Regions from separate parts of the Homo sapiens genome. Here region 1 is linked to region 2. Evidence: chromatin loops called from intact Hi-C (ENCODE). Cell type or tissue: OCI-LY7. All regions are shown on one strand. Each heading gives the region's core, and the rest is flanking DNA. Links, peaks and the distances in the headings are about the cores only. Region 1 has its middle 44 kb from the start of PLB1. Region 2 has its middle 12 kb from the start of LINC01460.

Region 1 (2,909 bases), core at 265-2,764, 750 kb after region 2:
GGTACAGGGGTCCCGTGGCAGCATGTCCATCCCCGCCTTCTCACACTGCCTTGCAATCGCCGCCTTGTCTCCGGAGCCCTAGAGGGCAGGGCCATTACGTTATCTCTCTCTCAATCCCCGGGGCCTAGCCTGGGACCTGACACATAGTAGGTGCTCAGTAGGCAGAGAGACCGTATAATTTATCATCCAAACTGGGACACTTCAAGGTCAAAGGAGGCTATTAATAATTACATCTGGACAACAGTTGTAATCTGGGACTGTCTGGACAAAAAGGTGTCTGTTGAATAAGTGAATGAATGAACAAATGAATGAATGAATGATTCTTAGGCTGAGGCTGCTGACACCGAGGCATTCATGGCTTCCTACATCCGTTGGTGCCACTGTCTAATAGAAAATTCACCCGTGTATACCATGTATACCAAGCTGGGATTGAAAGTCCATCTCCGTTCTTAGCTTGCAGACTGGGACTCCACTGCAGAGAGAAACTGGGCTGAGCCGGAAGGGCCCTGCAGGTGCTGCTCAGAGCATCTTCCTCCACTTTCCTGCTGGCTTGGGCACCAGGAACTCGGCTCTGCGCTTTCTGTTCTTTGTAGCATTTAATCCTTACACCAGCCTTGTGAAGTAGATGTTCTTATTACCTTTTACAGGTGAATCAACCCAGGCTTAGAGAAGTGAAGTATTGTGCCCAAGGCGCTAATATCAGAGATACAACCTATACCCAAGTCTGTGGGACACCGAAGTACGTGCCTCTAAGACGTCACCACCTTGCCTTTTATGTGGCCTTCTCTCAAGAAGAGGACTTAGAGGCTTGGGGCGTCCAGTTTCTGGAGGCAGGCAGGGCCTCCTGTGGCCTGATCCATTGGCTGGAGAGGAGTCAGCAGGGGCTGGGGTCATGGCATTGTCCCAGTGGGAATGGAAAGTTTGCCTCCTGGAGGCGCCCCCTCTGCCCCACGTCTGATTGCGGGCAGAGTCTTGGACGGGGCAGTGGCACATTCAGAACCTCTGGCCAGGCTAGGACCATGAGAAGTGGGCTTTTCATAGGTTACAAGCCCTGTGGCCGTGGGAGCAGGCGGGGCAGGGACCCTGGTCAGCCTGATTCACAGGCCAGGATGCTGCCACCTGAGCCTTGTAACTGAGCCCTCGTGGCTCCTGAGGGTGGGTTAAGGAGGAGAAGGTGTTCCGAACCGGAACTCCTAACCAAGGGCTCTATCAGTCCTTCCACCTCCTGCTTCCGGCCCGCCCCACACCTACCCCCTGGAGGGCCGTGGAGTTTCTTTGATGCACGGCCTGGCTGTTTTTCCAGAACGTGGTTCATTTGCAGTCCCAGCCCATCGGGAGAGCGGCCTGAGAGTCTGAGGGCTCCAGCCCAGGGGAGAGGCTTGCTGGGGCCTGGCTGGGCTGAAGTGGTGGAGAGGGGAGAGGCCAGGCCCAGAACCTCTTTTTCCCTCTTGTGTTCCCAGGCCGGTCAGGCTCCTGCTGGGCGATTGATGGAGGTGAGAGGATGTGGGCTAGGGCTGGGTCTGGGCAAGGGCTCTGTGAGGGAGCAGGGTTAGGCACTCTCCCCCGCTCCCCCCACCTGCCTCCCACCTCCACTCTCTGCAGATAGCCCTTGCCCCAAGGCTGCAGCCCAGTTGACATCCCTGAGCCTGGGCCACCAAGCGCAGCTCCCTTGCGCCCTCTAGTGTCTGCCCCTCTCAGGTACAGGGTGCCTTGGGCCAATCTCTGAACCTAGAATTGACCTTCCAAACCGGGCCATTCCTAAGCATGAGGTGGACTCTGTTGACAATGATGCTGGGCAGCAGACGCAAAAAGAGACTGGGCCAGCTGTCTTTTCACTCCACTCAGGTCAGAAGTGCCCCCTCCCCACTCCACTGTGGTCCCCAGAACCATCTCTGGGAACCACCCCATTTGTAAATGAGATAATGCATGTGACGTGCTTAGCAAGGGGCTGGGAGAGTAGGGGACCAGTGACTATGTGGTCAATGAACAGCTATTAGCTCCACTAGGTAGAAGCAATGATCTGTTTGGTCCTGTGCTGGGGGCTCGTTTCCAGGGGGGAGGACAGAGAAGCTCTGTCCAGTGCTGCTGAGGCAGGAATGAGGACTCCATGTTCGGAGTCTGGCACGGAGCAGGAGGGTGATTTGATGGCTCGGTGTGTGTTGGCTGCAAGAGCAAATGCAAAACGTCAGCCTGAGATTAATCAAGACATCCTTCCACTTACCGTTTCGGGTCTTGTTGGGGAGTTTGGAAGGAAAACTGCCTTTCCAGCAAGATGTTTTGACATGATGCCTTTTCCCTGGCATGCGTTGTCTCCTTCTCCCCACCCATCCCCTTCGCCACAGCTTTAGGGATGACCTCTGCCCTGCTGGGTGCCCTTGATGACTAACACAGCAAGTGTGTGGACCGCCACCTGTCCTGGCCTCACCCACCTTCACCCTCCATTTCTTCATGACTGCCCCCGTGGCTTCTAGGGGGAAGGCCCCAGACAGGTTTGCTAAACTACTGACTCCCAGGGCTCCCTGACAGGGCCTGATGCAGGGTGGCCAGCGGTTGTGACCCCTAGACCAGGTGGGTCCCAGCACAGGGACCTGAGCCCCACCCTCAGGGAGCTGGCGGCTACACGGGGAGCGGTCACCTGTACAGATAAATCTAGTGGAAAGCCCCCATGGCCAGAACCAGGGCGGAGGGCCTGGGGCAGGCTCTGGAGTATAGAAGAGGGAAGGCGCCTTTGGAACAGACAGCAGAGAGAAGAGCCTGCAGGATGAGTGCGAAGGATTGCTGTGGACAGAGGTGGGCCAGGGCTCAGCTCGAGGGCTCCCAGGGAAAGGAGCCTGGGGTGGCCTGGGCACCGTGTGTGTGTGTGTGTATGTGTGTGCGCGCGCGTGCATGTGCGTGTGCATAGGTATGAT
Region 2 (2,909 bases), core at 154-2,653:
AAGTTTTAGGATCTATGCCTTTGCATTGCCCACTGCCCTAATCTAAGCTCCCTTCACCTCATGACTCCACAGGTCTCCCTCTCATCTCTGCCTTATCAACTCTCCTCCACATATGTCAAACACATCCCTGAGCAGAGTCCCTTGCTCTGAAATCTCAAAAGGTTTTCCAGTGTCCAAAGTGTGAGGGTCCAAATTCCTTTGAGGCTTTAAAAGCCTTATCATAGGGTTCCTGTGCTTTTCTATCATCATGACCCCACACCTGCCCTTGTCCCTCCCTTTCTTCCACCCGATGAGGCATACCTGCTACTCTAGAAATAACAGGTTATTTGCCCCAAACACACCTTTGCTTTTTCCTCTCCCTATATTTTCTATCAAGCCTTTCTGCATAGGCCTCAGTTTCCTTGTCTATTAAATAGAGAAAATAATACCTACCCAACAGTATTGTTGCAGAGATTAAGTAACAAATATAAACTTTTAGCCATGTCCAACACATAATCACCTCCCCCCACCCCATGTAGTTATTATGAGTGTCATTGTGGTCTTCCTTGCTCATGTTTGGTAAGTAAGGTACTACTTTTTTTCTTTTTAAGACTTTATTTTTTAGAGCAGTTTTAGGTTCACAGAAAAATTGAGCAGAAAATACAGAGATTTGCCATTGTCCCCACTCCTCTCATACACAGCCTCCCCCATTATCAACATTCCCCACCAGAGTGGTAAATTTGTTACAACTGATGAACTTATATTGACACATCGATATCACCTGAAGTCCACAGTTTACATTAGGGCTCACTCTTGATATTGTACATTCTCTGGGTTTGGAGAGATGTGTAACGTCATGTATCCATTATAGTATACAGACAAACATGGTTTCATTGCCCTAAAAATCTCTCTGTGCTCCACCCATTCCTCCCTCCCTCCCCCAGGCCCGACTCATTTTTAACACAATCAGCTTGCCCCAAACTACCTTCAGGAGGCCTCCCTGATTGCAGAGACTATCACTAATCCCTCCTTCCCCACTAGCGCTACAGCACTTTATTTCTACTTCTATTACAGCCCTTACTCCAACGGCTTGATATTCATTACTGATATGTGTGTTTGGGTTACTTACGTTTGTCACTTACAAGTTCTTGAGGACAGGAACTACATTATCTTGTACCCCATCCATGGCACCTAGCAGTTCACAAATTGGTGCTCAGTTAGTTAACTGTTGGTTTCAATGGGTGGAGGGCTGAAGGGCAGGTCCTAGCCCCAGCCCTTCCTATCCTTGGGTTTTTCTGTCAGAGAAGGGATACCTTCTAGCCACTTTTAGTTCCAGGACCTTGCTCCAGACAAGCTGGATAGTCTAGGAACTGACCATTTTAGCAAGTTTAATCCAGAGGGCTGGATTTATGTCCTACTTGGGGCAAAACCAGGCATGAACTACTCCTTCCCATCAAGGAGCGCTGCACTCCAGCAGCTGGCTTTAATTTGGATTTTCCAGGACCAGCTGCATTTAGCTGGGGTTGGTTGGGTTTCCTCAGGTCTGCCTTTATCACGCACACCCCGTCAGAAGTTAATGCAACCACGGCAGGGAGTGACCACAAGGGGGCAGTATAGACCCATTACAATGCGGTCAGCTTGCACAAGGGGCTGAAAGAAGATAAAGGTTTCAAAGCAGAAGAAAGAGTAAGAATCAGAAAAAAAGGAGGATTGTGAAAAAGTTAGGAGCAGCAAGCTAGTTTCGCTCACAGACATTCCTGGACCCAAGACCTGGCAGCAGAAAGTTAGCCAGAGACACCGGTCAGGCCCAAATGGTGCTCCCAACTCTCCTCCAAAACTGCCTTTTCCAGTGCTTAATTTCACTTAGAGAAAGTCGCTCTCCATTTATAATGCCAATATTCTATGGAGGACTTTGGGCATTGCATATTTATTCCTTACACACTATATTTCAGCTTTACAGTTTACAGAGGATTTTTTTCACACTTGTTAAAAAAAAAAATCCGAATCCCCTATTAGACTTAAAAGGTAAAAACAGATGTTAATTACCTCTGTTTAAAGAAACTGAGGCACTGGGCAGGGTGGCTAACACCTGTAATCCCAGCATTTTGGGAGGCTGGGGCAGGTGGATCGCCTGAGGTCAGGAGTTCGAGACCAGCCTGGCCAATATGGTGAAACCCCGTCTCTACAAAAAATACAAAAATTAGCCAGGCATGGTGACCCCTGCCTGTAGTCCCAGCTACTCAGGCTGAAGCAGGAGAATCACTTGAACCCAGGAAGTGGAGGTTGCAGTGAGCCCAGATTGCATCATTGCACTCCAGCCTGGGCATTGCAGCGAAACTCCATCTCAAAAAACAAAAACAAAAACAAAAAAAACCTGAGGCTAGACACATGAAGTGACTTGCTCAAAGGCACACCGAGTTTGTGGTGGAACTACATCTAGATGTGAGTTTCTTTCATTTCTGTTCCTTTGCTTAGTCCTTCTAGTTTTCAATTGTTTATGTCTGTAAGCTTAGTGAGTTTTTAAGAGCAAGGACTATATCTGATTCATCTTTATATCCCTGAATGGTGCCCCTTAATCTTTAGGGCTATGGCTGGGTGTGTTGTATAACACCTTCTCCAGAGTTAGAGTCCATGATCTATCTCTTATCCTCCATGATTCAATAATTTTGTGATTTTGAGGCACGGCCCTAACAAAGACAGTGGTGGCTATGAGTGATCCTACTGGCTGAGCATTTCAACAAGGGCAGCCACTTGGCTGCATCCTTCGTAATACAGAGAGGTTGTGAGACAGTTTTCCAAAGTATACACGAGTGTCCCTGGTGTCACGAGAGTCGACTTTAGGGGATGAGGATGAAAATGTTTAATTTTAGTAGCTACACATATAAATACATATAAACAGTATAAATGTAATATGTCACATTACATATACA

Evidence for each region. Hi-C counts contacts between places; a loop is a spot of excess contacts. Peaks named below come from ENCODE experiments on the same cell type or tissue, not always from the same donor. Only the 100,000 strongest peaks of a DNase experiment are listed, where the experiment ranks them.
Region 1: a loop joins it to region 2, with 6 times the contacts of the local background. A loop is called at or near these places in 88 of 110 quality-filtered maps.

Annotation. Positions count from the first base shown.
Region 1 is chr2:28,450,988-28,453,896 of GRCh38, forward strand. No RefSeq gene overlaps it. Among named protein-coding and RNA genes, the nearest start is that of PLB1, 44 kb to the right of the region's middle. RefSeq lists enhancers at 743-1,256, 1,257-1,770. In OCI-LY7, for the core only: CTCF peaks have their summits at 1,699 (motif pointing left) and 1,907; a DNase peak (open chromatin) is centred at 1,684.
Region 2 is chr2:27,702,356-27,705,264 of GRCh38, forward strand. No RefSeq gene overlaps it. Among named protein-coding and RNA genes, the nearest start is that of LINC01460, 12 kb to the right of the region's middle. RefSeq lists a silencer at 1,541-1,610. In OCI-LY7, for the core only: CTCF peaks have their summits at 1,585 (motif pointing right) and 1,803; a DNase peak (open chromatin) is centred at 1,566.